Regions from separate parts of the Mus musculus genome. Here region 1 is linked to region 2. Evidence: chromatin loops called from intact Hi-C (ENCODE). Cell type or tissue: left cerebral cortex. All regions are shown on one strand. Each heading gives the region's core, and the rest is flanking DNA. Links, peaks and the distances in the headings are about the cores only. Region 1 holds the start of Dgkb (diacylglycerol kinase, beta). Region 2 overlaps Dgkb (diacylglycerol kinase, beta).

Region 1 (16,819 bases), core at 5,372-13,371, 99 kb after region 2:
GCTCCCCTGTTGTTAGCATCAGCTCTTAATTCTTATCAAAGTAAGATTATATGAGTAAATCATGTACTTGGCTCCGTATTATGTATGTATCCTTGGGCCCAAGTTACTAGAGTTATGGCAACTTTTAGCACTGTAAGGATTTCTTTCATTTCCTGACTCATCCTTTGCTGACCCTGGCAGAATGCTTCACAAGGAAACCTATCCATGGCTGAAGAATAAAATCAGATACAGGGGCATGGTGTTAATGTGTCTGTCTCTTGATGTGGCAATCTTAGTAACTCCATTCAAATAACCCTTAAACATCCCAGAATTAACTGGCTATTTTTTTTTTTTTACAGAATTCAAAATCCACTTGAAGAAAGTCCAGGCAAGTGAGACTTTTCCAGGTCTCCCACTCTTCATTAGCCAGCAAAGAGAAGATTTGGTGAACAGCCAAGGAAGAAACTCTCCCTTATGTTCTCTGTGTCAGCAAAACAGGTTGCTGAATAAACCACCAACTCATCTTTCTTCAGGTTCTGTTTTCAGGTCAAGAGTTCTGTAATGGTTTCCCATAGCACACTCCATTTCTTTTGGTTTATGTATAACTCAAAGGCTGTCTGTCTGGACAATAGCTTTCCTCACATAAGAGATACACATAGGTAACAACAGCAGACTAATCAATATAGACCAAAACAGAATGCTATCTGATATACTCAGTGTACAGCATGAGTGTGTTTTCAGAATGTTAGAAAGAAAAATGAAAGAGCTCTCATCGTAGTTTTAGAATGGTGTGACAAATTATGATTTCTGAGGTTTGTGTGTTCCAAAGACTTCCAGTGTCTTTACCCCTTGGGGCGAAGTTTATAATGCATTTCTGATTTACTGCGTTATCAGTAACCTCTTTTTAAATATTTCAAGAAAATCATTTTGAGTAAAATAATAATGAAGACAGTATAGAAAGAAAATGTAAGATGGTAAATAACTTTGCAAGTATCACTAATTTAATTAATATAAAGAAAAATAAGGGCTGTATACATTTAGAGTCCCTTTAGGACATTTTTTCTTAATACATCTGAAACAAGATTCCAAGTCACGTGGGACTAGAAATAGCTAATGTGATTCACCCTTCTGTCTGTGGTCTCTCTCTCTCTCTCTCTCTCTCTCTCTCTCACTCTCTCTTTCTCTCATATCTGTACAAATGTGTATAAGCGGGGCATTTGTATATGTGTGAGTGGATGTGTGTGTGCCATGTGCGGTATAATTGTAGAGGGTATATGCTTGTACATGCGTATGGATGTGTGCATATTTGTGTGGGGGTGGAGGCTAGAAGTTGACTTCCAGTGTCTTACTGTATAGCTTACCATTACTTATTTGTCTGTTTGTTTATTTGTTTGTCTACTGAATCCAGAGTTAACGGATTCAGCTAGACTGGCTGACCAGTGAGTTCCTGGAGGACAGTGAGTTCTTAGAGACAGGAGGATCCCTGTCTCTGCCACTCACAGCACTGGAGTTACAAAGGCAAAGCATCATGCTTTGGTCCATGTGGGTACTGAAGATGGAAGGGAAAGACTTTGAGCTCACAAAACCCTTTCCTCTTGGATGCTCCCCTCTGTACTACCCCATATATTTTGCATATTTATTATGAGACGTTCTAAAGTCTCAACATAAACACTTAAAGCAAATATTTATATGTAGTGGGTTTTATTTTTATCTTGGTTATTTTAAAAGAAATCTGAGCCACATTTAAATATTAGACTGATGTTTAATATAACATTAAGTATTGAGTCCAGGCAGGCATTTTGAACAGAGTCAGAAATGTTAAACTCTATTTCACAATTTGTAAGAAATAAATGAAAAGAAATTCAAATTAGCATATTTGCATATTGAGCAGTTTTATGTGAGGTTGATTTTTTCCAAACCATTATCTATATTTCTATCTCATCATGAACAATCAAAATGTGGAATTATCTAAAGGCAAAGAAAATAAATTATAAACCAAGGACCAGCTGCTTTGCTAGGGGAACATCATACTGTGATTACTCATTTAATGAAACTCTAAAGACATTTTAAATAGCTAACACACTTCTCTTCCGACCTGTCCTCCTACTGATTAAAATTCGTATGTGGTAACTGATTTATGGGCATTAGAGAGAAGAATAGTGTAGAATGATTTGACCTCAGAAGGAACTATGAAACAAGCCTCCCACTTGAAAAGCCATGTGCTAGGTCCAATTCACGTAGTCATGGGTTTAAATATGTAAAGAAAAAAATAGAATTTAAATTATCACAAGAACTAAATGCACTTCTCTGGAAGACAGATTGAAGACTGATTTTCCCTTTATTAACCATGGTTTAATTCTCTGGTGGTAATGTTGAATGCAAAGTTCTGCTGACAGACATGAACAGCATGTTCATGGGTTATGTATGGTTAGATTAAAACTGTCTACAAAGTTTTTCTCCAGTAAATCTAAGACATAAAACAATCTTGAGGGGCTGGTGAGATGGCTCAGTGGGTAAGAGCACCCGACTGCTCTTCCAAAGGTCCGGAGTTCAAATCCCAGCAACCACATGGTGGCTCACAACCATCCATAACAAGATCTGATGCCCTCTTCTGGTGTGTCTGAAGACAGCTAGAGTGTACTTACATATAATAAATAAATAAATCTTAAAAAAAAAAAACAATCTTGAAGCTTTGTTTCAGGCCAGGGATGTACCTTAGACAATAGAGTGCTTGCTTACTTTGCTAGAAGTCCTGGTTGATTTTGAGCTCCACATATACCAGATGTGGTACACAACACAATGTCAGCATTAGAAAGTGAAGTAAGAAATATCAGACATTTCATGTTGCCTTCAGCTACGTCATGAATTGGAGACCAACTTGCACTATTTGACAACTTGTCTCCAAATAAATGAAGTGTTTTCAACTTCATGCTACTAACAAAGGACAGAGCTCCTTTGATGTCATTATTCCAGCATTTGGTTTTATTTTCTGTCCAAAGATAAATTAATATTTCAACCCCCCAAATTAGATGTCAAAAATAATTTTAATTTGTGATTTGAAGATAATATATTAATTTATCATATTATATCTATCCCATAAACATAATAAGAAATCTAAAATACCCAGGAATTAGGAGCTTCCTAAGTGGAGACCTGAAACATAGATAGAGATTTCCACACCTAACTCAAAAAACATGCAAAGTCAAAACACAGCTATACAGAGAATACCATGTAAACTAACCTTCACGCTATTTCTACAAATTGGGCATAAGAAATTAATTTTGTGCTTTGATGCAAGTCCCATCCACCAAGATATTTTATCAATGCAGAGAAATATCTCTCCCAGAATATGAAGTACACTTTAAGTCCCAAGAATTTAGCATAATAGATTCACAACCCAAACTACAGAGGGAACTAAATGTGGTTTAAATGATTTTATCGTGTTTTTATGTCTTCCTTATCCCAGTTATTTGTCTGCCTCTGACCTTATATTGAAATATGACTTTTCTGATTTATTGAGGATATTAGTTTTACCCATTATACAAGTGGGTTTCCCTATTATTCAAGGTGCTGAATTCAGTTGATTATATCAAGTTCTTATTAAGCTCCAAAACTGTGTCCTGTAAAGCAGTACAATTCTGAAAATAAACAAGTAGTCTTAGCTTCTGTCTTCAGTGAAGAAACCAAATAATTTCTGCCTTTATTGACAAGCACAAATTAGAGTAACCCCACAGACTGTAAAGCCAGTGGTTAGAATCCAGACAGAATCCACAGTGTTTCTCATGTTAAAGTAGAAATTTAAAATATTAAGATGCACCTTGAAGTGAAACATTTCAGTGTGCAGAAAAACCAAGAAGAGTTTGTTTGCCTAGAAATAAACTACAGACAGAGGAGGAAATGTAAGCAGAAACAATGGAGGTGAGAATAGTGTATATTCTCAGGGTTATAATAAGACCAGGGCTTATTAGTAAGTTTGCAGCTTCTTGTTTAAAAGTATGACTTGCAGAGCCAGACAGTCTGGATTCAAGACTCACATTTATATCTACCAACTTGTAACTGTGGTAAAAGTTACTTGACCCTTCTTCATTTATATTCTTCAGTTTGCTCCTTTATATAATGGGAAGGAAGAATATGGGTAGGATTGTCAAGATAAGGTTATAGTGAGAATTACATGTATGATGCTTGTAAAAGCACTGTCATGTAGGGCACAGTGCATAAAAGCCACTGCCATTGTATTTAAGTTATTAGTGGCTGTTTAAAAGTCAACTCTCAACACAGTTTCCACTCCCAACAAGACATGTTACAAATGACAAGAGTCAGGACCAAAGGGATGTTTGCATCCCACTATCACACACATACACTCATGTTTCCCAGTCACAAACACACACACACACACACACACACACACACACACACACACATGAGAATAGTGCTAGAGAATGAACCCTGTTTATAGAGCACTCTTCTCTATTTTCTGATATTTGAGTCTATATTTGCTTTTACTCCTTGCATTTAGTATGATTGGCAGCTGGCAGTCAAAATTGACCAAGTCAAGGACACTGTGCTTTAAATTTACCATGCAATGCAAACTTCCTGTTAAAAGGCGAACCCTTCATTTCATGGCTCAGATAACCCATAAGGAAAAATAAAAGTCTGCTGTTTAAATTTAGCATGCTGAGAAAGACCAATCCTGGAATATGGTTTGGCTCTAAGCCTATAACATTTTCAGGGACTCTTACTTGTTTTCTCATCTGTGGGAAGAAGATAAGTGACAGTAGCCAGGTTACGCTCCTTCACATGTGACAGTTTACCCAAGGGAATCATTTTGGTTTTATCCTCATTAGGTAAAAGTGGCCTTTAGTTTCCTGGCAAATTTTTAGGAAATGATTATGCAAGAAGCAGAGGTATTCCATGTTGTCATCACTTCATCTTGTCACCTGGCCCGTCCACACAGTATTCTTTATCAGTTTCCTTTTTTTTTTTTTAATAAGGATTGCCCAAAGGGAACACTAATTAATTTTTATAACCAAACTTCATAGGCTATGTCTGAGTCTCTGCTCTATCCTTGACTTTGAAGTCTACCACAAATACATCCCAAAGAACTTTTATTTCCATGTCTCACGGGATAAAAGAGGTACCCACATTTATCCAGCAGCCGCCTATGGCCTATGGAGGAGTTCCCTCTTGGAACTTTCAGACCATTTTCTCCCGTATTAGCTCCTTCATCTTCTAATTCCTGGCACCCAGCCCAGTTTTGTTTCCACAGTTTGTAAAGCCAGAAATTGGAATGGTGACTATGCCAAGTTCAGACTTGGGGTCAAGTGAGATTCCAATTCTTGTGGTTTGAATCTTGAGTACAAAGAGAGCAAGGCAATCTCTCTTACCTAGCATGATTTCTCAAGTACCTCCAACTCTCAGCCCCTTCAAAAAGGATACACTGAAGCCAACTGCGTCACAGCACAATTCTTTCTTAATAGAACAGGTAGCAGTGTGACTAGGAGTGGGAGGCACACCATGGAGGTTATCACAGCCTACCATTGTCAACTCTATTACTTTCAATATATTCTTTTTTAATTCAACCCTGGGTTGGATTTTCTTTTACGTGGTAGAAAATATCTTCCTTCTATAGCTTCTACACCGTTGATAAAATAACTCATTCAAAATGCTTTACCCACAGAACTCTTATTTGAGGTTAAACTTCATGTCAGGGTTTCAGGAAAGAGAAAATCCTACAGGACTTGGAAAAGAATATCATCCCCAACTTTGCCTGAAGCTTCCCCTGGGCAGGTGCTCTTGGCTGGAGGTATTGCTTCTGTGGAGGTTCTGTAGCTGTCATGCATAGACAAGCACAGTTCTGATCCAGAAGCCATCCAGGAAAGGATAATGTTCAAATGGTTTCCCTTGCCTGTGTATAGCCCCAGTTGTTATTAGTAGGTAGATTTAGATTCAGGGACTAACTTTGAGATTTCTGACGACAAATATTTCTTTCTTTCAAAAGCATGCAAGGCAAAGTGTGAGTCACAAGCTTCTTGCCTCGGCCAGGCACGGTCGCAACAAATTTTGCTAATGGTTTAAAAATTAAAATAAGATCTCTACAAAGTACTTTTAACTATAATCTTCCCAGATACAATACTGTCCTCTTGCAGTATGAAAAAAAATTCTGAAGCATGGAGTAAGCACATGGCTATAACTTGGCTCCAATAAGCTTCTTTCTTGAAGAACTCTTGATAGATGGCTGTGGGATTCTTAGCCAGGTTTTTTTTCAATTAGCTGAATATCTGATTTCAAGTACTCAGTGTCTGTCGTCATAGTGTTATGGAAATGCTTGGAAACTCACCACCACATATTCTTACAGTAAGGATTTTCTCTCTCTCTCTCTCTCTCTCTCTCTCTCTCTCTCTCTCTCTCTGTGTGTGTGTGTGTGTCTCATTCTCTCTCTCTCATTCTCTCTCCCTCTTATTCTCCCATTCTCTCTCCCTCTCATTCTCTCTCTCTCTCTCTCTCTCTCTCTCTCTCTCTCTCTCTCTCTCTCCTCTCTCTCTCTTTATTGCTTTGTAAAACATTTACCCTGCATATGTAGAACCATGACAAGCATATTTCCTGGGTCATAAGCTACTCAGAGTTAAATTTAGAGATTATGCATGGAAGTTTTTGATAAACAGAATGGACCCCTAAATAGTTGAATATTGCAAGAGCAAAAATTGCCCAAACACTGAGTGAGCCTTTCTATTTAGAGAATTCGGAGATGAGTAGCTGACTAGTTAAAACAATTCTCATTACTCCTTGACCTGACTTATTTGTAATAAAGTAATAGATTGGATGATTTAGGGAAAGAGTCAGACAATTTTAAACTAAACTGGCAGGATAAATGCAGCCCTGGATTTCCTATTTTATCATAACAGCAGATTTCAGAATTACATCGCGTTTCACAATTACTAATTTTAGTATATTCTCTTTCTAATTTTTTAGACAGTGTCACACTCCATAATCTAGAAATACCTGTGTAACTTGGTCTGGCCTCAAATTCAACAGTTCTTCTGTTTTAGAGCTGGGTAGGAGAACAGGTGTAAGTCCTGTCTGGCCACAGACTTTACCTCAAAAGTTCAAAACCACTTTGACCTACGAAGCCCATGATAGTTTATATGCAGTTGTCTGTTGGAAGATTCTGGAGTCCTGGAGTCTGCTTTAGGTACCTTCCGCTGTAACTATAATATTTCTTGGAATAAAATACAGTGAAACCGTCATTTCTCCAGCAAGCCTTCAACTAAGTGGAAGATCTTTTCTAATTATGATATTCTTTTATTTCTCGTTTCTGTTGTGTTTTTCCTGTCATTAAAAAAAAAAAAAAGAAAATGTGTTGGGGGTTCGATTTTCCATAAGAGAAAAACTGGTCAGATAATCCCAACTGTTTTAAGTTAATTATTTCTACTTTCCTTTCAGAAAAGACCTTTAGGGTTCTGCCAAACTCCTTATTTATTCGCTAATTTGCTTTACAATAGGCTGGCCCATGCTGACCTATTTTTAAAAGAGTTGGTTATCTGCACTTTGAATAAACTGGCTGGAGTTGTTTTGGAAAGTTCTTTAGCCTTCGTTTTCTTCTGCCAGCGAACACAGCCCTGTTAAGTAGCTAAGTACAATGGCATCTTCATGTAAAATCGTCCCTTTCAAATCATAAGTATTTCAGATGATACTGGTTAGGAGCTGGAGACGATGGTAGCAGTAAGAACCTAGGAGGCTCTTCACCCCACCCACAGAGAACAACCTGAATGTTTAGCCAGATCATCCGTGTCGCCCAGACTGTCATTAAGCAGCTAGCTATAGATCTAGTTCATCTTTAGTTTTAATGTTATAAAAGTAAGGAAACGTCGTGCGTGTTTTGTTTGTTTGTTTATGTACAAATAGGAAATGAATCTAGAATGGAATTTAGGACAATCGGGGAATTTAAAAATCGAAGCCGGCTTCTTTGATTCCTCACCATCCGCCCCCACAAACCACCTTCCCTCTCATCCGTAACTTTCAGGAGGTCACACTCGCTCGCCAGTCTCATTGCCTGGAATCACAATAAATCGAGCACTTTCCCCAGACTTACTTAGCTAACATTAGGTTCTCTGCTGCAGATAACAGCAGGCGACCAATAACTAGCACAGAAATGAGGGACACAAAATGCTTTCAGATTTGCATGGGAAATCTGAAGCTCTGCTTTCCTAACTTTCCTCGCCATTTCTTCTCGGCTTCCCTTCCCCCGCACCACATACCCAGAGGCCACTCAAACTGCCAACCGTGCTGAGTTGAACTTACTGCAGCGTGATGCAGGCGAAGGCTAGGCGCATCTCTGAAGCGAGAGCGACAGCTTTTCCGGAGATGAACTGGGACCAGCCAGCTCTCAGGATCCTTTCCAATTCACACGCTCTCAGCTCAGTCAGAAGGCTCCCACACAGCCCGGCTTCCCCCAAGAGCAAAGCTTCAAGAACTCTGCTCAGAGCATCCTCCTCCCTGCTGCCACCCCCTTCCAGAACACACGGCCCGTTGGAACTAGTGACTGAAAGATGGAAGTCTTCTTCCAGGCGATGGCAGGGGCTGCCTGCAACCCACCACTCCCAGATCATTTGCAACTCAAAAACAGCGGAGGCTGAGAGCTGTAGGCTTCCGGAGCCTGAAAGTCAATTTTGGCTTCTTCTCTTCCCCACATCTCACTCCTCCCACTTCACCCTCCCCTGCCGAGGCCACCTCCAGTCCTCTGGTAGTCCGCACAGGCTAGGTATCGCTTAGGCTTCTTTCCTTATGCAAACCAATAAGCATTGGGAATGAAACTGAATTTGTCAGAGAGGAAATACCTGTTGTCCGTGCCTATTGCTCTTCTCTCATCTGTCATGGTCCAGGATTTGTGTGACAACGCGTTGATTCGGGAAGTGTGTGCAATTGTGTGTGTGTGTGTGTGTGTGTGTGTGTGTGTGTGTGTGTGTGTGTGTGTGGTGATGAGGCGGCGGCGGTCTGCTTGGCTGCAAGCTATAGCCCTGCTGCCTGGCTGCTGAGGCTGCTGTTGCTACTATAGCCCTTGGAACACAGGGGGAAATAAGACAGAGAGACAGGGCTTCCCAGCTGTTTAACTGCTGGCTGAGTTATGATCAGGCGGTTGGGGAGACAGTGCAGCCATCAGTAGCTGTTATTGAGACTTTGAGCTGTATTGTCTTCAGTTCCTATCACTTAGTGTACATTTGTCCCTCCACCAGAAATCTGATGCCGGACTACCCTCTCTTTATTACTAAATTATATTCTAACTGGCTACTCAGTCGCAGCCCACTCACCTCATCCATTTAATGCTCTCTCTTGCTTCATCCCTGCTTGGTTACTTAGAGCAGGTGACTGGATGGTGGATCTGATAAACTACAAAGGCAATGAACTGATGATGAAGAAGAAAACTGGTGTGTAGTTATAACTAATCAGGACACAGATAAAGATGGTTTTTGAGTCATGTGATAAAAGTAATGTATTGGATAATAAAAATATAACATCAATTTACATGATCCAATGTATGCAAAACCTGCTGGCAATTAAGGTGCAAGTTCACTTTCCTATAGTGAAGGTTACACTGATATGTGTGTTTTAATGGCTCTCAGTCTTTCTACAAAATATCATAGAGGTATGATTTCAACATATCAGCACCACGTTAGAACATCATCTGATCTAGCGATAGTTTATGTCCATGTTATAGTTCTGTAATAGAATGTAATGAGTAGCATAAGACACACTCACACACACACACACACACACACACACACACACACACACCAGTTCTCTTTCTCCCCCCTCACACACACACACACCTGTTCTCTCTTTTCCCTCCCTCCCTGCCTTTCTCTCTCTTTCTCTCTCTCACACACACACACACCTGTTCTCTCTCTCTCTCTCTCTCTCTCTCTCTCTCTCTCTCTCTCTCTCTCACACACACACACACACACACACACACACTGAACAGCTCTTCCACATTATTGTTAGTTTTCAGATTCTGAGCTAAAAATGACCTTAATTCTCTTCAATTTTATTTGTAATACATACAGTAACTATGCCTTTCTCTGAGCGTTTCTTATGTCTACCATATTTATAACCAATTACAGGGCTTATACAGTCATGGTTAAACAAGTTAGGAACACAAGAAAGTCAAACCCTAAAAACAACAAATTCAAAAGGAAGAAAAGAGAACCATTTCTTTATTTGTTTATATAAGGTGATCATAGCATTTAGGTAAACAAGGACTAATTAATGAACAAAGCATTTATCAATTATTTAATAGATATCAGTTTACCAAAAAATTTACTATAATCATAGTGACAAATAAACGATCAATATTTTAGTTTAAAATATATACTAAGATACAACTAAGAATATTTTTTCAGAATTTAGCTCCATTCCACTTCCTCATGCCCCTTTACTCTTTTTTTCCCATTTTTTTTTTAGATTTTTTTTCATTTACATTTCAAATGCTATCCCAAAAGTCCCCTATACCTTCACCCCGACCTGCTCCCCTACCCACTCACACCCACTTCTTGGCCCTGGCATTCTGCAGTACTGGGGCATAAAAGTTTGCAAGACCAAGGGGCCTCTCTTCTCAATGATGGCTGACTAGGCCATCTTCTGATACATATGCAGCTAGAGACACGAGCTCTGGGGTTTCAGATTAGTTCATATTGTTGTTCCACCTATAGAGTTGCAGACCCCTTCAGCTCCTTGAGTACTTTCTCCAACTTCTCCATTGGGGGCCCTGTGTTCCATCCAATAGATGACTGTGAGCATCCACTTCTGTATTTGCCAGGCACTGGCATAGCCTCACAAGAGACAGCTATATCAGGGTCCTTTCAGCAAAATCTTGCTGACATATGCAATAGTGTCTGCTTTGGTGGCTGATTATGGAATGGATCCCTGGGTGGGTTAGTCTCTGGATTGTCAATCCTTTCATCTTAGCTCCAAATTTTGACTCTAACTCCTTCCATAAGTATTTTGTTCCCTCTTCTAAGGAGGAATGAAGTATCCACACGTTGATCTTCCTTCTTCTTGATTTTCTTGTGTTTTGCAAATTGTATCTTGGGTATTCTAAGTTTCTGGGCTAATATCCACTTATCAGTGAGTACATATCTAATGACTTCTTTTGTGATTGGTTTACATCACTCAGGATGATATCCACCAGATATATCCATTTGCCAAAGAATTTCATAAATTCATTGTTTTTAATAGCTGAGTAGTACTCCATTGTGTAAATGTACCACATTTTCTGTATCCATTCCTCTGTTGAGAGACATCTGGGTTCTTTCCAGCTTCTGGCTATTTTAAATAAGGCTGCTATGAACATAGTGGAGCATGTGTCCTTATTACCAGTTGGAACAGCTTCTGGGTATATGCCCAGGAGAGGTACTGCTGGATCTTCCGGTAGTACTATGTCCAATTTTCTGAGGAACAGCCAGACTAATTTCCAGAGTGGCTGTACAAGCTTGCAATCCCACCAGCAATGGAGGCATGTTCCTCTTTCTCCACATTCTTGCCAGCATCTGCTGTCACCTAAATTTTTGACCTTAGCCATTCTGACTGGTGTGAGGTGAAATCTCAGGGTTGTTTGGATTTGCATTTCCCTGATGATTAAGGATGTTGAACATTTTTTTCAAGTGCTTCTCAGCCCTTCAGTATTCCTACATTGAGAATTCTTTGTTTAGCTCTCTACTCCATTTATTAATGGGGTTATTTGAATTTCTGGGATTCAGCTTCTTGAGCTCTTTGTATATATTGGATATTAGTCCCCTATCAGATTTAGGATTGGTAAAAATCCTTTCCCAATCTGTTGGTGGCCTTTTTGTCTTATTGACAGTATCTTTTGCCTTACAGAAGCTTTGCAATTTTATGAGGCCCCATTTGTTGACTCTTGATCTTACAGCACAAGCCATTATTTTTCTGTTCAGAAATTATTCCCCTATGTCCATATCTTCGAGGCTTTTCCCCACTGTCTTCCATTTCTCCTCTATAAATTTCAGTGTCTCTGGTTTTTTGTGGAGGTCTTTGATCCACTTAGACTTGAACTTTGTACAAGGAGATAAGACTGGATCAACTCGCATTCTTCTACATGATAACTGCCAGTTGTGCCAGCACCATTTGTTGAAAATGCTGTCTTTTTTTCCACTGGATACAACCAGGAATTTTAAGTACCAAAATATTTAATAAATCGTGTTACCGTATATTTTTGTCTTTCAATACTTTCTATCTCATTTTTCTTTTTTTTCTTTTTCTTTTTCTTTTTTTTATTTTGGCTAAGTAGCACATAGAAATGCAAATCACTAAAATTACAATGAGTAAATTCTGAAGTTTCATACTTTCAGGTAGTAGGTACAATGTTAGGAAGTAATTTCTACTTCAGAGAACCATGTTCTGATAAGAAAATATGTTTATATCCACTGAGCTTTGCTTTCATACTCACTCCATGAAATAACCTCAGCATCTGGAAGGTTCCCAGGTGGCCTTCCACCTCATGGTCTTATTGCACAAACCTCCAGGGGTCTGCCATTGTTTAGTGCTGTCAGAACTATTTAGCAAAGGGGATGTTTGTCTTCCATTTTACTCTTGCTTTGAAATCCAAAATGTAGGGAAAGCAATGGAGTGTGGGACGATGAAAGGCAGTCTGTTTTCTGGTTTAGCTAGGTTTAAACTCCGGAGACACAGGAGATTAATCTACAAGGGACAGAAGGCCTATTTGCCATGCTCCTAGATATTGCCTCCCGACACGAGGTCCCAGGTCCATAATTCTGTGGCCATCAGTCACATAAGCTGTCCAGACTCCACCCCCACAGTTACCTGGCAACAACTAGGTAGCCCAGCCCACTACTAAAGGGCCTGCTTGGCCCCTTCTCTCTCTTGTCTCTTGGTATTTCTCTTAAGCTCTTGTTCTCTTAATCCCACCTCTCACTCTCCTTCCCCTAATCCCTTCTTCTCTCTCTCAATGTGGTCATGGCTGGCTTCTACTTCTCTATCTTTTCTCTTTCTTTCTGTTTTCTACAATAAAGCTCTAAACCATGGACAACCTCCTTTTATTTAGACTTACCATTCTGGAGCGATGAATAGGCCTTCCCCTAAAGAGCTGCATCTAATCTTCCACCAGACTGGACCAAGGGCTCTTGCCCACCCAGGAACCACCTAGAGCCTTCTCCTCTGCCTCCTTTTTTCTCTTCAGCCCCAGGGCAGAACAAACTGCCCCCAAGGGCCCCCACTTTGTTCTCAGCTCTTCCTCGACATCCAGCGGTGTCTGGGGTGTCTAAGACTGAGAGCCCGTGTCTCTGGCCTCTCTGAGGACTAGAGACCCCAGAGCAGGCTCTTCTGCAGTACCCAGAGGTCTGTGGTGCTCTAGAGTCAGAGCTGAGACTGCGCCTTCCCCACCCTCCAGAGCAGGGTCCAGCAGCCTAACATGGTCCAATGCCTGTCCAGCGTCAATCCTTCGGCAGTCTTCCGTGACTGCCTGTCTAGGACGCAGGTCTCTCCTACCTTTTTATTTCCCTACACCTGATGCTCGACAATGGAGCATTCTTTAAAAAGAGTGATGTATTAGATAGTTTTAATACTAGCATCTACACTTGCTCAAAACAGAAGTGACTCAAGATATTGAAATAATAGTAACAACTATTGTACTCTATTTAAGCACTTTAAAAAATGCTGACAATATTGCTGAGATTTACCAAAACAAACAAACAAACAAACAAAATAAACAAACAAAAACACCATCTCTTCTGACAAAATGATCAAGCTTGGCAATGGAGAAGGAAAATCTTCAGCTGAGGACAAATGACAGATGCTCAATCCTCCCTCTTACAACTACAGGATTTTCCATTTCTTAAGGAAATTTGTAGAAGACTACTTCTCGGGATTCTCTTTCTTTCTGTAACATGTTCCTGCGATTGGATTTAAAGAAACATTGAAATTAATATCTTTACAAACTAAAATGGTGAGAAAAAAATAAAACTGCCTTGGAAATACTCATTTGTAAAAAATATAGATATACAGTACATCAAAACACCTGAGTTTGGGGGATGTCTGTGTGTGTGTGTGTGTGTGTGTGTGTGTGTGTGTGTGCGCGCGTGCGCGTGCACATACGCATATATAGATATGTACACATGAAGGTGGAGGCCAGGGTCAGCATTGAGTATCTTTCTCCATCACTCTAGACTTTGTTCTTTGAAGTTGGTTGTTCAAGAGCCTAGAATTCATTGGTTTGCATTGTCCTTGCCGCAATGTCCTGAGGATCTTCCTGTCTCTGGGATTATAGGCATGAACCTCACATTCCTAAATATGTCTAAATGTTTATAGCACTGTTTTTCACAGTCAGAAGATTATGAATAAATAAAGCAAAGGAGTGAATACAATAAGTTATGACTTCAAGATGCAGGTGTTTTGACTCTTCCTGGTTTTAGTTTGCTATTGGGTACATGTAACATTATAATTATGTAACTCTCTTGGCATGATCCACAGACCTTAGTTATCCATTCACATTTATCACTCACAATTTGAACAGTACAGCATAACTAACTTCGCCACCCCCTCCCCCAGAACTATTCAACATTGGGTTTCTAGACTCCAAATACAATTAATAAATTCTCAAGAATCTCATTTGCAGAACCACAAAGAACGAACATCAAGATATTCCTAGTCCTAAGAAGCCTGTTGTTATGTTCCCTTTGCCAACTCCTTTCCAAAGCTTTGGCCATTCTTGAGATTATTGAACTAAGAAAGGCTTAAGAAAAGTAATTCCTTACAAACTCTGGATATGGCTGCATTCTTAAAATCATAACAGTTTTAATTCAGCTATTATCACTATCAATAATGTAATTCTCTCTTTCTTCCTTTCTTTCTTCCTTTCTTTCTTCCTTTCTTTCTTCCTTTCTTTCTTTCTTTCTTTCTTTCTTTCTTTCTTTCTTTCTTTCTTTCTTTCTTTCTTACTGGACATTTTCTTTATTTACATTTCAAATGTTTTCCTGTTTCCAGGTCTCCCCTCCCGAAACCCCCATCCCATCCTTCCTCCCCCTCCTTCCATGAGGGTGCTCCCAACCCACCCACCCACTCCTGTCTTCCCACCCTGGCATTCCAGACACTGGAGCCTTGAAAACCCTCAGACCCAAGGGCCACTCCTCTCAATAATGTAATTCTTAACCCAAACACAATCCTGCTTACATAATCATGTATCGTGTTACTTGTTTAAAAAGGTCGGTACATTTCTTTTTCTTCATCATTGCAAACTGATATTCAGAAATTGCATGCCATGATAATTTTATGCACTAGTATCCATGACTATCATCATCAAAAAAAAACAAAATCAAAACCAAAATATGAAACATTTCGTTTTGTTATAAAATCAGATTTTAAAGACTATAGACTCCATAAACATATGTATTCTTACATTCAACTTTGAATGTTCTAAAGTTCAGAAAAAAAATCAAATTCTTCAAATTCCTAGGATCTTGATTGAATTCTTATTAATTTTGACTTGAGTTATGAGAAGAACTATTTTCTAAACTAAACATTTCCTTGAGGTTTTTTTTTTTTTTTTTTTTTTTTTTTGGTTTCAAAGCTATGAATACTGTATGTAGGTTGGAAGGTTAGAAGGGATACAGAAAAGATATAATTCTCTTGTGTTCTCTTTAAAAATAACAACCTTCAGATATTAGATTTGAATGGGCCCTAGAAGTCATCTAATTTGATTCTAGTCTTTTACAGCAGAGGAAGGCAACAACGCAGATCACTAATGCTTACTGCTCGGAAGTCTTCCCAGGGTGCTTTCTGTCTCACACAAACAGACGCTTCAAGTCCCGACTAGGTCAAGGAGATGTGGCCTTTGGAAAATTGCCTTTTCCTATTTTGTCTTATTCACTTATAAACAGAATAACTACAGTATGTACCTGATAAAACAGTGGCTGAGGAAATCAAGAAATACAGTACCTGAAGATGATATCATGTATATATACAAACACACACACACACACACATACACACACACACACACACACACACACACACACACACACACGCGCGCGCGCGCGCGCGCACACACACGTAATGTGGTTTTTATGACTAGTGTATAATCTCTCATTCAAAACATAAAATCTAAGGTGAAAACTTTGAGTACCTAGTTCACAATTAATTTTAATTTACGATTTATAAATGAATTTATAAGTGAATAGAGATAGGAGAATCTAAATGATTCATTTACGGACAAAAAGCATAATTTTAAAATCAGAGACATAAAGAATTCTGTCCTATATTTCAAAGAAGGTAATTTGTGTTGTAAAGTTACCTGAGCAAGCGATAATCAATAACACAAGTTAATGAAGTTATTTAGTTCAAATTTTATAAGGTACACACAATATGAGAAACCCTAAGCTAGGTAATTAAGGAGCTGCAGGAAAAGCAGCAAAGGAGGATTCAGAACATGAAGTAAGAAATCTATGACAGAGAAATTATAATTCTGCAGTTGAACTTTTATGTGGGAAATTAGCAGACGGCAATATGGTCTAGTCATTTATTTGGCTGTCTCCAGGATGGATGTAGAGCACAAAACAATTGATTTAACAGTGGACGTCAACATAGAGTCCCTGGAAATGCCATATTTTATATTCCAAGCCATTACTTTATTATTGAGGTCACTAGTTGACCAAAAGAAGGGACATACATATTCTGAAGTGACTGTCTTCATTGTTTTCTTAGAAACCAGAACAGCAACTCATTCCTTGAAGGATTCCTGCTACTTTGGACAACACTGTGTTTTTTTATGATTCTTTATAAGGCTTACATAAATATGTTCACATTGCTTCACTGCTCA
Region 2 (16,819 bases), core at 4,337-12,336:
TCCCACTGGGAAAAACATTCCTGCTCCCTCTTTGGTTTACCCTCTGTCCTGCACATACTTCATTATATCAAGAGTTTTCATAAAAAGACTCTCTGGTTCCACCAAATATTCCAGTCAGAAGGAATCAGCTAGAAGAGATATGCTGTCCCAGCTCACGGAGAAAAAGACTGAATGGTCTGCTGTGAGGAAAGGATGGGACAAATGGAAACTAGCATTTTTACCTAATTTTAATAAATATGTTTTCAGAATATACTCTGTACAGTGCCCCCACCTACCTCTTGTTCAGGAAATCAAAAGTGAGATGGTCAAATGTAAAGTGTTCACCTGAAAAAAAAATCCACATCCTGCCTTCAGGAAGTGAAGAACTAGATCATCTTTCTCAAAGAGAAGATGGCACTCAGAAGAGGAAAACCCACCCAACTTGGGAGGTGGGGACACAAGGAGGGCCCTATCTCACTCTAACACCTTCTGTCTCACAAAACACTTCATGTCCCCCAAAACACTCAGAATGGTGATTTGGGGTGTTTCCTCAGGACTGGACTTCAATTAATGTTTCTCCCTAGTGATTTGACATCCAATTCTGAAGACATTGGGGACATCACCTTAGTTAGTGTCTGCACCTTTTTTTCATTGTCCTTCATGTAAAAGGAAAAGAACAAACAGTAAAATATGGCTGTGGCTAGTGCATTCTAGATTGGTCTATTTTGGGCAACATTATTTATAAGCTATTTTTGACATGTTATTTTTCATAAGGAAACATAAACAAACTACTACTGTTTTGGCCTTTTTATTATCATTTACCCTGCCAAGGGTCAAGGAGCAAACAGAAAAATTTATTCCGCAGAGAAGATATTTTACTTTCCACTCAAAATTATTGTAGATATGATGAGCTAATGGTTATAAATTGTTTATAGTATGGCAGTAGAAATAAATTCTTTATAATGATGATTGTTTTATTAAGCCCTAGAGTAAAGAAAATATTTAGAGATTAAAGTCTCTTTTCTTGTCATTGAAAGAGATGAAATCCTTATATTTATGCTACATTCTGTGATGTTTAGTATTGTCAGCATGAGTATATTGAAAATAGGGTTTGTGACTCTACTGAGTAGACTAAGATTCAGGACAGAATAAAGGAAGAAACGGTGAGAGACCACTATGTAGGTAATACCCGTCTATTCATCTATTATCTATCTATCTATGATCTATCTTTCTGTCTGTCTGCCTATCTATCTATCTATCTATCTATCTATCTATCTATCTATCTATCTATATCTATATCTATATATCTATATATCTATTTAACTATCATCTATCTATATCTATCTATCTATCTATCTATCTATCTATCAATCTATCTATCTCTTTTTCTTTTTCTCTTTCTCCCACCACCTTCCTGGCTGGCATGGTGTTACACTGAAACTAAGCCAAAATAAATATTTTCTTCATTAGCATGTTTGCTCAAACATTTTGTGAGAACAAGAAAATTCTTGTACAATTTCCAAGATTTCTACCACTAGCCAGTAAGTAAAGCAGGCACCTGCAGGGGCAGATTCCTGAGACAATGGACCTTGGAAGTGTCCTTTCATTTGTTGTCAGTTAAAACTTTATGTTACTAGCTGACCATGTCCAGAAGCCTTCCTGTTTATCACTTTAATCTCCATGATCTTAAATTGGGCATGCTCAGGAATGAATCGAGTTGTACACATAGACCCTTTGAATAAAAACTTCATGTTCCCTCTGTTTGAGGAAGTTATTGCTTAGGAAATGACTCACAAGCTGTCCTTGGCTACTTTAGGTAATGAATCTTTTCCCACTGTTTAATGTCTTTCCTGTGCTTATGTTGCTTTGTGCCTATGAAGATATGAACCCATCTCATTTAGTTGCAATATCACTACAAAGATCAAGATAAGACAGGGAGCTAATACTATCAAATATTAGTTTTAGGGCTGGGCATACACTTTAGTAGAACATTTTCCTGCTATACCACAATCCTTATGTTCTATCTCCAGTGTATCTTAAATTGTTCATGGCTGCATAGATCTATAATACTATCACTCTGGGGGTGGGGGCCAGAAGATCAGAAATTCAGGACTATTCTTGGCCATATCAGGAATATGAGGGCAGCCTGGGATGCATGAGATCTTGTCTCAAAATAATAATAATAATGGTTTGCTTATAAAGCTGAAGGCTTTTCACACTGAATCAGAATGCCTCTCTCTCAAGTGGAAGAAATTATACCCTGAATATGAGCATTAGGCACCTCAGTATGCAATTCACCATAATTTTGCAAGTATCTATATTCCCAGCTGCTAGAAATGGTATGAAATTTATGAATGTTTGGAAATGTTCCTCCCATAACACAGTAACTTTCAAAAATATTTCACATGCACTACAACACACTTTACACACTGCAAGCACAAGGCTAATCCCAAGTGACAGCATGCAGGCAGACAACGAACCATTTGAAAATATGATGTCTCATGTACTCAGAAGTCATTCCTACTCATGACAAATCTTAGAGTCTCTTAACCCTTTACTGTTCCCTGAAACCACAGCTGGAAGCACAAACCCACCAATAATGAGATAAGCTCAATTCTCCACACAGCAGGAGTGAGAACTTTCTATCTTGTAAAGACAGTTCGGATGACTTTATATAAAGTGTGGAGGCAGAAATTAGACTCCCTTTTCACATCTCAATGAAAATGCTTCCTATGGAGTGATTTAGTCTGCAACCCAAAACAGGAGCCTTGTCACAGCATGCTGCAGGCCGCCACAGCAGGCTTCACTTTAGCTATCCTCAGCATGTGAAGTAACAACACAGAAATAAAGCAGAAATATTAGTGGAAGCTTCTGCATTGTGAATATGCTCTAGTCTGGTATCAGGAAAAAGGACACTGACTCTCCATGCTCCCAAATGTGACACTCTTTTACTTGATTATTAACAATAAGTTCCCATGACCAGCACAACATATTTTCTCCCTCTCTCCCTCTCTCCATCTCCTCTCTCCCTCTCTCCATCTCCTCTCTCTCTCTCTCTCTCTCTCTCTCTCTCTCTCTCTCTGTCTCTCTCTCTCTCCTCTCTCTCATAATATAGCAATTGCAAATAGCGTTAGCAGTAGCAGCAGCTTTACAGACATTCTTTTTATTTCTCTAATATAGTTTATATAACGTGATCCTGGTAATAGTGAATAATTCTATTATTTCTATCATTTTATTGGAGCCAACTGTCGGGCTGAACTCAGGGAACCAGGTCGGGGAGAGCAGAAGGACTGGAGGAGTGGAGAGGAATTGGAAGAACAACATAGGCTGCCCTGACCACCCAGCTCTCTTAGAGACTATACCACCAACCAAGGAGTGTACATAAAGTGATCTTTGGCTCCAGATACATATGTAGCAGAGGAAGACTTTGCCTGACAGCAACAGAAGAGGAGGCCCTTGGTCCCAGGGAGGTTTGATGCCCCAGAGTAGGTGGATGCTGGAGCAATGGAGAGTGTGGGTGGGTGGGTGGGTGGGTGGGAGAGCACTTCCATACAGGCCAAAGGGAGTGGGGAGGGCAGATGTGGGATGGGGGGATAGCAGAGGGGAAGTGAGATATCATGGGATAGGGGGTTGAAAGAGGGGATAACCAGGAAGTGGGATATCACTTGAGATGTAAACAAATGGAATGAATAATATAAATAAAGGAAAAATTGAAACAAAAGAATTTACAGAGATGTTATAAAAGTTCCTCAGTATCAGATGTCGGATTGGGAATTCAGCGCACACCTTCAGGTATGCCGACTATACTACAGGGGGTGCTATCCCAGTTTCACACTATTCATCTCTTGTTCACTTTGAAAACAGCCAAGAGGTCTTGATAGGCATTGGAGTTAAGTGTCTATTGTAGTAATATGGGGAGAATTTATAATCAGGTAAGAAACAAGGAGATGATGTTTGTTGTATTCTCTAGGTATAAATTTGATTTAATTTTGCTTTGGGGGGTTTAATGAGATCATTCATTCTTCTCCACAGCCATACTCTACTACCCCATAGCACACAAAACATTATTTATTACTTGACATGCATGTTAAAAAAATTAACAATAGTTTAAGAACATATTAAAGACTACTCATTATGGCATTTAAAATAACAATTTGTTGAGGAAAGATTAAAAAACTAGATATTAAGAAATCTGTTTCAATATGGTACTTCCCTGATGGGCTATGGAAGAATGTCAATTTCTAATGTTGTATTATAAGATAAAGACTGTGATCTTTAAATGTCTAATAAGCTGATGGTATGTACTGATGTTGAGCAAAGTGTGCTACTTCTAATCATCACATCCGGAATATATTTTCAGTTACTCTTATTAATGAGAATTTATTACACAAGATTGCACTCTAATCACTTTTCCTCTTAATTAGCTGGGAAACTCCTGATAGAGTAATTAACATTTCTTTTGTTGTCTTAATGATATGAGAAAGGACAGAAAACTTGATGATCTTGAAATCTCAACTAGTTTTTATAGAGTTCAGAATTAATCATCAATTTGTCATCTCATAAAATTATAATAAATAAACCCTTACTGCACATATATTGAACCTTATGTTGAAATACTGTACTATGCAGTGAACTATCTTGGTTTATCATTTGAAGAGCTAATTAAACACCTGGTCTTAAATTCCTGGGATCTTCTCTTTCATTGGAATTTATGATTGAGATTAGGCACAACTGTGGAAGCGCAATGTGCCCACAATTCTTTCTCTTAGTCTTTTTGGAATGGATATGTTCACAAGCAAGGAAAAGAAAACAGCAACCAAAATAAAAAACCAATAATAATAACCTTACGTTTTTTTTTTTTTAGTTTACTCTTTTATTTCTTTTACCAGCAATGTTTACCAGGCTTAGTTTTATATTCCATATGCTAGGTTTTTTTAATCTGATACTTGATTTAATCGAACTTTTCATCTCTATCTGTATCTCTATCTCTATCTATCTATATCTATATCTATATCATATCTATATCATCTATATCCATATCTATCTATCTATCTGTCTGTCTGTCTGTCTGTCTGTCTATCTATCTGTCTATCTATCTATCTATATGCTAAAAGGCAATCTTAAAATGACCTATTTGTGAATACAAAGAGCATGCCTGCATCTGTTCCCAAGACAAACAGGGTCTGTGATCTATTCTTATAATGAATCATACATTATTTAACAAATACATAAAAAATAGACTATATCTTCCATATGAATACTCACACTCAGCATATTTCTGAAGTTGGGAAAATTCTGAGGGGCTGAGATGGGCCCATTTTTCCTGGTTTGTCATGGTGTAGGTGATGAGGTCCTTACACAGTGGATGAAGACTTTCTTTTCCAGGTCTTGGTCAAAGCTTTAAATTTAAAAGATTTTACAAGTTGTGTTTCATGATGAAATAGCTCTGGCTTCCAGAATACACACTCTTTCCAAATGAAATTGCTGTTGATCTTTGTAGTTTCAATAATTTGTTAAAACACTGTGAATAGAAAACATGAAGATCAAAAGATTAGTATTAATTCACAAAGAAAAATGGTAAGGATTAAAGGATAAGGGTAAAATGGTAAGCATTGTATCTCCTAAACAATACATTATGGGTTTATCTAAATCTGCATACTTTTCAATCTTTAATTACTTCTTCCTTCTTTAATGACATCCCATGTTCTTTCTCTAATACCAAGTCACATAAAATCGATGTAATAGAGAATACAAAATGTGCAGAACATTTTGTTTAATCAAAGTATGTTGATCAAAGTCCATTTATATGTGTTTAGTTTTAAAAGTCCATATTTCAAGGATAGACAAGAACATCGTTTTTAAATATCTAAGCAATAACACACACACACACACACACACACACACACACACAGACACACACACACACACACACAGAGACAAATAACTTGCTAAAAGCTAGATTTCTAATGGTGTTGCATGCAAGTCAATTAGGAGGGTTCTATAAAATTGCTACATAGTAATTAAATTGAAAATACTTTCAGTTTTATAACCTTAATTTTTTTTCAATAAATGTGCCAAATCAAGTATTTCCAAATGCCTGAAAGACTTCCTTAATGAGAGTACATGACTCTAGTGTGAATCACGTTTTAAAATAAATCCCCAAGTTGTCACTGGCTTAGATTCACTGGCAAATTTATAAAGAAAAAAAAAGTGAGCTCCATCTGGTTTCAGTGTTTTATCAGAGACTATAATCAATTGCTTAGTACTCAACCAGGCTGGCATTGGAATTGTTATAGAAATTAAAGTTGGTGAAAAATTACTTTGTCTCTAAAACTGCATATTAGAAAATGTATGACAATTGCCAGGCGTGGTGGTGCACCCCTTTAATCCCAGCACTCCGGAGGCAGAGGCAGGAAGATTTCTGAGTTCCAGGCCAGCCTGGTCTACAAAGTGAGTTCCAGGAAAGCCAGGGCTAGACAGACAAACCCTGTCTTGAAAAACCAAAAAACCAACCAACCAAACAAACAAACAAACAAAAAAACAACAAAAAAAGGAAATATATGACAAGAAAATATTTTTTATTAATTGATGAATGAAACTCATATGAATACAAATGCCCAAGCTATTTGAGATCAGTCAGGAGATATTAATGGATATATCTGTATCTCCATCAGTTCCCGCCTGCTGATTACATTATTAACACCAATTTCACCCTGATTCTGCTACTCTCCTGCTCCATGCACTCACATAAGGTGACTTACTCTGTCCTCTCTACCCAAAGGGGAGATAGATGATTCAGTTCCATTTGTCTCTTTAAGTGCTTCACAATGGGCTCCTTTTCAGGCTTTTAGATACTGAGTTCAGTAGTTGAAGGACAGGGTAAAAATGACTACAACTAAATCATTCCAGAAACACTTGGACACTTGTTCTCATCTGAGCCTGACTCACCTGTGTTCTTGTTGCTTCCATAAGTTAATGATGTCCCTTTATTAAATAATAAAATGTAAAAGACATACCAATGCTATCATACATCTGTACAGTTAATATACATTAATCTTTTTCTTAAAACAAATCACAGATAAAGTGGACAGATCACTATAATCACTGGATCTCGTGATGATAATTTACTAAAGCTTGGTGAATCCCTGAGTGTTACTCAATGAAGACATAGCAAAGAGCCAAAGACAGAGAAGATGGAAATAGTGCTGATGTTTAAAATATATCGGCTGTTGAAGAGAGTATACAGCATGCATCATCTGTATTATTCCACACAGTCTTCCCATTTTAGTTCTGGGAGACAGGCATTGACTCTAATAAGCTCTTTGACCTTGGATCTAGTGAGAAAACTGACACAGGGTATCTGGCATCCTGGAACATCATACAGTCTCTATCTCAAATCTCAGTCCATTCAGTCTCTACTAGCACCCTTGGTAGCAGAACTGCAGAGAGTGCACCTCCGTTTAAATGATTATTTTACCAGGCTTCCAGAAGAAAGAGTTGTCCAATTAAATGTAAGAAGGTAAGATTGAAGCATGCAATAATGGTTTGCTAGAATAAAAACCAGGTAAGTGTGCTTTTAAACCTTCTTATCGTTTTCCCTACCTGGTGACATGCTGGGTACAGGTAGAAGAGCTTCTTGTACTGTGGACATAAATGTTAGAAAGCAAGCTGTGGGCTTAGTAGAGCTCAGTAAATTAGTCTGTGAAAGGATGATAACCAATAGCAGAACAAATTCAAGCCTTCTCCTACTTTATGGGTAAAGTTTTATCAGAGCTAAGACATGTTCAATAGAGAAACTAGCAGGAGGCCTTTATTTTCCTTTAAAAATTGTTATGTTTAGTATCTAAAACACTGCAACAAACAATGAAGGACTGACCCAACATTGATGAAAAGCTCATTAATCTTACATAATAGAAAAATAGAAAAAAGAATGTGTTATATCATTGTCTTCATATAATTCCCTTTAAAATTGTGCCTAGCTGGATTTTCAGGCTTTCTCCTTTGCTTACCAAATTCCCCTGTTTTCCCTAGATGGTCAGGAACTAAAATGCTTTCAGAGGTCAGTCTGAAACTTTTCCAGAATTATGACTAACCAGTTATGATGAGTAATTAACATATAAAGCCTAATCCAACTCAAGTAGTCCTTAGTTCTTTTGTGAGGAGACACATATTAAGTAAACTAAGTTAAAAATTTGGTAGTAAATCATTTTATTCAAATAAATAGAGAATAGTGTTGTATGTTGATGGGCAATTTCAGAACCTGTGACCAACCATAGCCATACTGTGCAGATGGTACAAGCAACTCAGCTCACTGAAACTTTAGTTTCTTCATTTTAATTAGTGACGTGCAGGCAGGAAAATAGCATTTGCTTAAAATCTTTAACTAGGTGAACATTGGGCCTATGAAAAAAAAAGAAATCTAGCCTGTATAATTATCAGATCCAGAGACACAGCTATGCTTCAAGCCACAGAAGGTGTTGAAAATAACAGCAGCACTTTCTCACAGTCTCTGCCTCCTACAAATGGTTAGAAAGAAAGAACGTGACAGTATTCAATTGGGGATCCCCATGGTGTGTTCACAGATCTCCTGTTCCCCTGCAGAAGGTTTTCTTTAGGCACATGAAAGGAGTGCCAGGAGGGAACCACTGTGCTGGCTTTAGGAAAGCAGTCTAATTCTGGCTTTCTCATCTAGTCAACAGATGTGCCATTTTGCTTAGTTAGTGGCAGGAAATAATTACATTGGAGGATTTGAAAAAAACTATTTGGCCCATTGTACCTAAGCTAAAAACATTCTCCATATTACAGGAAGGACTAAATGTCCTTGTGAGAAAAAAAAATCAAGTAATATCCAGATAAAAAAATCTGCAGATTGTCAGCCACAGAAAAGGGTATTTTTTTTTAAAATAGTGACATGAAGTCAGCATGTCTTAACTCCAGTCGCTGAATAAAAAATAGTGAATATTAACACATACTGGAGAATTTAAGAAAAACATGCTTAGAAATTCAAAGTGTTACGATGACAGAAAATATTGCCAGAACCTCAAGAACCACAAATGCTTTGTTTGAAGAGCAGGGGCAAAAGGAAAGGAAATAATAGGAATGAGTAATGGTGCAGGAGCAGGTAATCCTGTAGGTTGCTCGGTGAAATTATAATCAGGTCAAATAGGGTGCCAATTCTATAATTTGTAAGTCTTTATTCATTTAACTAGATATGACACTTGAACTTTCAGATTTCTTTGTTTCCAATAATTTTTATTCACTTCACATGCTGATTACAGCCCTCCCCCACCTCCTCTCTTCCCAGTCCTACCCTTATAAATCCCTTCCCTCATTGCTTCTCTCAACCTCCTTAAGGGAGAGGAGCCCAACTTGGTTACTACATCATCCCAGGAGAACTAGGCAAATCCTCTCTCAGTGAGGACTAAATCTGCAGATATCAGAAGAGAGAAAGATTTCCCATGCTTTTGGGCCTATAGGATTAACATAGTGAAAATGGCCATCTTTCTCAAAGCAAACTGCAATGCCTCTACATATCAAATGCAATTCCCATAAAAATCCCAACACAATTCATTACAGAGCTTGAAAGAGCAACTTTCAACTTCGTATTGAAAAACAAAAAACCAAGGATACCTGAACAACAAAAGAACTTCTGGAGGTACCATCATCCCTGAGCTCAAGCTGTTCTACAAAACAATAGTAAAAAAACGCATGGTTGCTGGGCAGTGGTGGCCCATGCCTGTAATTCCAGCACTTGGGAGGCAGAGGCAGGCACATTTCTGAGTTCGAGGCCAGCCTGGTCTACAGAGTTAGTTCCAGGACAGCCAGGACGGCACAGAGAAATCCTGTCTCAAAAAAAAAAAAAAAAAAAAAAAAAAAAAACAACCAAAACAAACAAACAAACAAACAAACAAAAAACAAAAAACAAAAACCTGCATGGTATTGGTAAGAAACAGACAGGTTGATAAATGAAATTGAAGTTCTTGTCATATAGGTCTTTCAGTTGCTTGGGTAGAGTTACACCAAGATATTTCATATTATTCTTGGCCGTTGTAAAGGGTTCATATTATACTTGGCTGTTGTAAAGTGTGTTGTTTCCCTAATTCTTTCTTGACCCATTTATAATTTTTATAAAGGAGGGCTACATATTTTTTATTTAGTTAATTTTGAATTCACTCACTTTTGCTGAAGATGTTTATCAGCTGTAGGACGATTTCTCTGGTAGAAATTTAGGGGTTGCTTATGTATATTATCATATCAGCCATAATTTGCAATACTTTGACTTCTTTCTTCTCAATTTGTGTGCCCTTAATCCTTTAGTTGTCTTATTGCTCTAGCTAGAACTCCAAGTACTGTGTTGAATAGCTAGGGAGAAGGTTGAAAGTTTTGTCTTGACCCCGATTTTGCTTTATGTTTCTCTCCATTTAATTTGATGTAATAAATAATACAGTACAGTACAGTAATACTGGCTTACTGTATGGTGTTTTTATTATGTTGAGTATGTGCCTTCTATCCCTGATCTCTCTAAGACTTTTAACATGAAGGGGCACTGGACTTTGTCAAAGGCTTTCCCAGCATCTAATGAGATGACCATGTGATAAATCAAAGACGCTGAAATAAATCCACCCATCTATAGACACTTAATTTTTGTCAAACAAGGCAAAACCATATAATTGATAAAAGAAAGTATCTTCAAAAAATGGTGCTGGTTTAACTGGAACTCCAAAATTTCTTTAGGTGAACGATGTAATTTAGGTAATGCCGCTGCATAAATTAAAGATTAGAAACTATGGGAGGGAAAGAGGAAGGAGAGGGAAAAAACAAAGCAAGATAAAGTATGGAAAAAGACAGGATAGAAGTCCACATAGTCCGAAAAATGATTAGAAATATGTAACAGTCAGGGGTAGGGAATTGAGGAGAGCCACTAGAAAGTCCCAGATACCAGAAAAGCAATTGGTTCCCAGGACCCATTGAGATGACATTAGCAGAAATACCCAACAAAGGGAAATAGACCCTTCTGTAGATAGACGCTGCCCCAGTTGAGGGATGGGGCCACCCACCAATCTCAAAAATTTTAGCCCAGAATTGTTCCCATTTACAGGAAACATAAGGACAAAAATTGGAACAGAGCCTGAAGGAAAGTCATCCAGAGACCACCCAACCTAGGGACCCATCCCATCTGCAGATATCGAACCCCAGCACTATTGCTGATGTCAAGAAGTGCTTGCTGACTGGAGGTTGGTATAGATGTCCCCTGAGAGGCTCTGCCAGCACCTGACCAATACAGATGCAGATACTCAGAGCTAAGCACAAGACTGAGCCCAGGAACTCAATGGAAGAGTTAGGGAAAGGACTCAAGGAGCTGAAGAGGTTTGTAACCCATAGGGAGAACAGCAGTATCAACTAAACAGATTCTCCCATAGCTCCTAGGGACTAAACAAACCAAAAAGTATACAAGGATGGGTTAATGGCTCCAGTTACATATGTTGCAGAGGATTGCTGTATCTGGCATCAATGGAACTGGATGAGCATGGTCCCGTGGAGTCTTGATGCCCTCAGAGTAGGGGAATGCTAGAGCAGTGAGGCGAGAGTGGATGGGTGGGTGGAGGAGCACCCTTTTAGAGGCAAAAGAGAGGGGAGATGGGACTGGGGGAGTTGAAGTTGTGGAGGGGAGAACTGGAAGGGGGACAATATTTGAAGTGTAAATAAATAAAATAAATTTAAAATAAATAAAAAAAGAAACTATGATAAGTTACATTTTTAAAAACAGGCAATACTACTCTACATAGAAGTAAAAATAAGGTTTGATCCACTTTGGAATATTCCAAAAGCAACAAAAAAACACAGTTCTTTAAATTAAATGGTAAAAGTTAACTATTCACAAATGAGAATGTGCTGGCTATTCACTTCAGCATGAGACAAACTAGATTCAGTGGAGATGAAGAAGCCTTGATTGGAAAGAAATATTTCTCCGTTAGAGAAAGGACAAAAGGATTGGAGGGAGTTTACAACGCCATAGGAAGAACAATAATATCGACCAAGAAGACACCCCAGAACTCCCAGGGACTGAACCACCAATCAAAGAGTACACATGGAATGACCTCTGGCTCCAGCCACATATGGAGCAGAGGATGTTCTTGTCTGGCATCAATGAGAGGAGAGGTCCTTGGTCCAGTTAAGGCTCGATGCCCCAGTGACAAACACAACTAAATGTAAAATAAATCTCTTAAACTAAGATGAATTTTTGAAATACAATTTAATAGATGATAAATCATTTATACCTTGCTCAGTATACAGAATGTTTGAAGATGAAAACTTTGTCTTCAAACTTGGCTATTTGCCTCCAAATGTTGCAATCAGCTGAAGTCCTCTACTGTCTGATTTTCTTTGGAATCCAACTTGGATTGTTCAGATAGTGGTCAATAAGAAAAGATAATGATGTGCTACTTATGTCCAGGGGTAATTCCAGAGGATGCCACACAGATTCCACAGCTCTGCATCAGTTTGGTTAAGTTTTTTCAGATCAGTTTTGTACTCTGAGGTTACTCCTACCAATGCTGCAAATTTTCATCAATCCCCTTGCCCCCATCTCTCCCTTCTCTCTCCTCTTCATTTCTTTTCCCTCTCTTATATATGTTTTTATTTTTATAAAGTCTCTCTCTCCTTCTCTCTCTCTCTCTCTCTCTCTCTCTCTCTCTCTCTCTCTCTCTCTCTCTCTCACACACACACACACACACACACACACACACATACAGAGTGAAGTTTAGTCCTATTCATTTCCTATTTACTTTGTCTTATACTCCTGCTTTGCCATTTAAACCTTGTTTTTACTGATATACACAACCCATAAACATACATTGCCATATCTTTCTTCTTCTGTATGACCCACTGAATTTAATTTAGTGGTTGCATAAGCACACATAAGTTATTTATTGTAGCATTTATTGATAACTTCTCAGTGACTAGACTACTGAAGAAACGACAATAGTTCCTTTAGCCACTAAAGTATTTATAGCCAGTCTGGTTTTTTTTTGTCTAGTCAATAAAGCAATAGTTGTATAATCTCCCCTGGGACCTAGGATCTAAAGTGTGCCCTTGGTTCTTGATCAAAATTACTTACAAATTAGACATAAGTTTTACCCCATGGTGCAAGCCACAAATCCAATCATAAAGTGGTTGATTAACTTATTCATACCACCTTTAAACCAATGGTCATCCCATGCCAGTGTGGTAGTCTACAGCTGTAGAGCGTGGGAAGGTAATATAGAGCAATAGGAGGACTTATGAAAAATGCTAATAGTATATAAGTTTATTAAAATAAGCAGAAATAGCCTACGTGGTGAACAGGGATGGGGTAGATTAATGCTTCTCTCAGAAGCAATGGGTTTCTAAACAAAAAAATATATCCCTGTGACAGAAGTGAGGTAACTTCTTGTGAGTTTCCAGAGGCCTCTAAACAATGCTGGGTATTACCATTGCATTTGGTTGCCCACCAGAACTTGATGGTTAGATACTATTGCAAAAAACAAAAACAACAACAAAAAACAAAACAAAAAACAAAACAAACCAAAACCAAAACAAAACAAAAAACACTGCTTTGTTTATAATAAATGGAGAAATAGAGCTGGACCTGAACTTTTGTCACAAGTGTCAAATGTGATGATAATCAGAAACAGGTCTGACTTTCTGCCTTGCTTTCTTCTCGTTGTTACCTTTAATAGGAATATATCCCTTCAAGCATACCATTCTTAATTCTACCTCCGTATTTCCTGGCAAAAGATCCCAGTACAAAGCAGATGGCACACTTACATTGAGTAATTAAGAGTTTAATGACAAGATTATTTAGGAAGTATTGACTGAGCTTAGGAAAGCTAATAAAACATGGTGGGGTGCCCTATATTGGCAAGAGCTAGAAACATACTGACTCTGCACCCAAAGGAATGACAATCTATAACAGCCATGTACAGTTGGTTTAAATGTTTATCTCCTCTAAGCATGTAAAAAATACCATTGTCATTACAGTAGTACAATTGGGTAGGATTTGAGGGCAATGATTAGACTACATGAGTTCCTTTATTCTGGGTATATTAATACCTTTATGAAAGGGCAAGTATGATTTTCTTTGGCCTCTTTGTCAAATACCTATAACCCTGAGAAGACTTGACAAGAAGATCTATGACATGTACAGCATGAATTTCTGTTTTTTAAAAATATTTTATCAATTTTTTTTACATAAGGGTGGGGATGGGGGCTATAAATGAATGGTCACACTCATGCATGTTATGACAAATATGTAGAAGCTAGAATGTAATGTTCAATGATCAGCTATGCCATCCCACCACGTGTGTTTCAGAGATGAAACTCAAGTTATATAACTTGATGACCAGTGTCTTTAGCGTCTGAACTATCTGAGCAACACTGCAGTGGGTTATTTCATCCCATAATAGTGTAAAAAAATAAATTTCTGCTTATTTTAAATTATCCATTTTCAGAGATGCTTTTATAGCTGTATACAATGGACTGAGGGTAGAAGTCACAATTTTTCTAAAGTTACTGCACAATTAAATAAAATGTTGGTTGAAGAGTCTAATTGACCTACATATTTGTCAATGGTGACCTTGGCAATAATAATTTGTTTAAAGCCAGGCAAGCAAGACTGCAAAGGGTTGCATGAACAGAACTGAGTTTAAGTGGAAGAGTAAAAAATGTCATCAACTCTTAAAGTACAAAGTACAGGAACTTATATGAGAAATGTAGGGACAGAAGGATAGAGAAAGCAGATAACTTTTAAATGGTTAATTTTTATACCAAAGCATTGACAGCACAAATAATGTATACTATTTCCATTTTGAATCAGATGACCCTATGTTGTCATTTTCTGAGCCATGATTGTCCAATTCATAAGGCAAATCACTTAGCCTATCTCAGCCTCAGGAAAAGCGGCCAACCACGACCCACCTCGCAGAAGTGTTAGCACTTACTGCTGTTATATGTACCTAATACATGACAAATGAGTTCTCAAGGAAGGCAATTATTTTATTGCTTTTATTTGTTTATATATACATGTCAGATACAGGATGTAGTATTGAATTTGAATATATTTATACCATATATCCTAGGGGTAAAAGACTGAAAATCTGCAAATCTTTTATAAGATTATGTGGGTGGCATAATAAAAGAACCATAATTGAGTTATTTTGAGAGTTTGCTGACACACAAAAAAGGACTAAAAGAAAAATATCGAGGGAAATCTGCAAATATGCTGAACGGAAATTTAAGTTCTTCATTGTAAACAGTTTTGAAGGCAGAGTTTCTAATTTAGATTGTTATCTTGTTTTATTCTGTGAAATTTTTTCTTTCAGCTAATCTTAAATTCCATTTCATATAACTTACAACTTTAAGAATATATTTTAGATAAGATATGAGCATGCTGAGTAAAAATGAGGGTACTTGTATAATTATAGAACATTTCTCAACATGAATTCCAAAGCATAATGTAGTCTGGCAGATTCTATGTTCCCGAGAATTGAAATAAGTAAAACAACAAGCCCTTCTGAAGGGAAGTTTCTCTGGGAGTCCCAGGCCAGGGACAGGACAGTGAAGGTTCTGCTGCCAAGGTAGGAACTTGGATCCCAGGAAGATGTGCTAATTGTGTTCCAACAGCTTATTTCACAGAAAAACTGGCATATACATATTTCCTGACTGTGATTTCTTTTTTTTTTCTGTAAAACTTTAATGCTTCTATAGCAAAGACAAAAATCTAAGAACAGTTTTTCTTATAAGTTATGCCAAGACTATAAGGAAATCCATTTTTTTATTAGTTTCTGTTTCTTCAATTCTTTTAAATCACAAGGACGCCCAAGCATGTGACCAGCAACAGAATGGACAAAATATTATTTTTCATCATGAATCATCATGAATGTCCTCTGGATTCTTTTTATATCTGTTAAAAGGATGGTGGGCTCTTGACCCTGTGGACTTCTTAAATAACAGCCAATAGCAGAAGTGATAGATATGATTTTATTATCTAAATATATGAATGTTAAACTTCTATGTTTCTGTCTTGAGCTCTTCTTCTTAAGAGCGAGCCAGAAATCTCATATCCCCTTATGGGAAGAGGCTACTTGGTGCTGAGTACAAAGACTCACACTGGGACTAGGAGGGAAATATTTCTCCTGTCTCGTTTTATTGTTTTAACCAGGTTTGTAATTCGCAACTGTGGATCCCTAAAAAGCAGAGAGAGAGAGAGAGAGAGAGAGAGAGAGAGAGAGAGAGAGAGAGAGAGAGAATAGGAGTTAAACATAACTCACAGCTAAGGAAAAATTTCTAAACCTAGAAAAGCAGAAAGTCTATTTCGTCAGTCTTTTTTTTTAAATAAAATTTCACAAATATAAATAAAACTTGAATGTAGAAAGGGAAATCCAAAAGGATAAAGGGCAGCTCTCACCACCATGCTCAGGATGAAACATGAAGGAAGATACAACACAAGGTTTCTCTATTTGCCTGACCTGAACCTCGACACCAGAAATTGTATTTCTCAAAACATAATCAGTAAATGCTGTTAGGTTTATTCAGGTAACATTCAATTATCAGCTAATGAAAGTAGAAACACTAAAATTAATTCCCAGGAACTAATCCAGAAGAATCTAGAATATAATACATATTCAGACCTTTTGCTGAATACATGTGCACTTACACAATTTGATTATACAATATAGTTCTATTGATTAAAAAATAGGAAATCTTAAGCATTCTCCGAAAATTGGTGACTACTGGCAAGAAAATAATACCTTTCAAATCTTTAATTCCTTGAAAGTAGTCTATTTTAAGGCTGTTATTTAAC

The links. A loop is a pair of places that touch in the nucleus more often than their neighbours do. Peaks named below come from ENCODE experiments on the same cell type or tissue, not always from the same donor. Only the 100,000 strongest peaks of a DNase experiment are listed, where the experiment ranks them.
Region 1: a loop joins it to region 2, with 4 times the contacts of the local background. A loop is called at or near these places in 3 of 42 quality-filtered maps.

The regions. Positions count from the first base shown.
Region 1 is chr12:37,872,413-37,889,231 of GRCm38, reverse strand. Dgkb (diacylglycerol kinase, beta) reads right to left here and starts at 8,715. Exons shown (of 26, transcript NM_001361686.1): 1 at 8,278-8,715. In left cerebral cortex, for the core only: no CTCF peak of the experiment used is centred there; DNase peaks (open chromatin) are centred at 7,100, 7,668 and 8,477; H3K4me3 peaks cover 2,336 bases; H3K27ac peaks cover 2,592 bases.
Region 2 is chr12:37,970,436-37,987,254 of GRCm38, reverse strand. Dgkb (diacylglycerol kinase, beta) reads right to left here. Exons shown (of 26, transcript NM_001361686.1): 2 at 5,245-5,500. The coding sequence starts at 5,314. Among named protein-coding and RNA genes, the nearest start is that of Dgkb, 98 kb to the right of the region's middle. In left cerebral cortex, for the core only: no CTCF peak of the experiment used is centred there; DNase peaks (open chromatin) are centred at 6,171 and 8,544.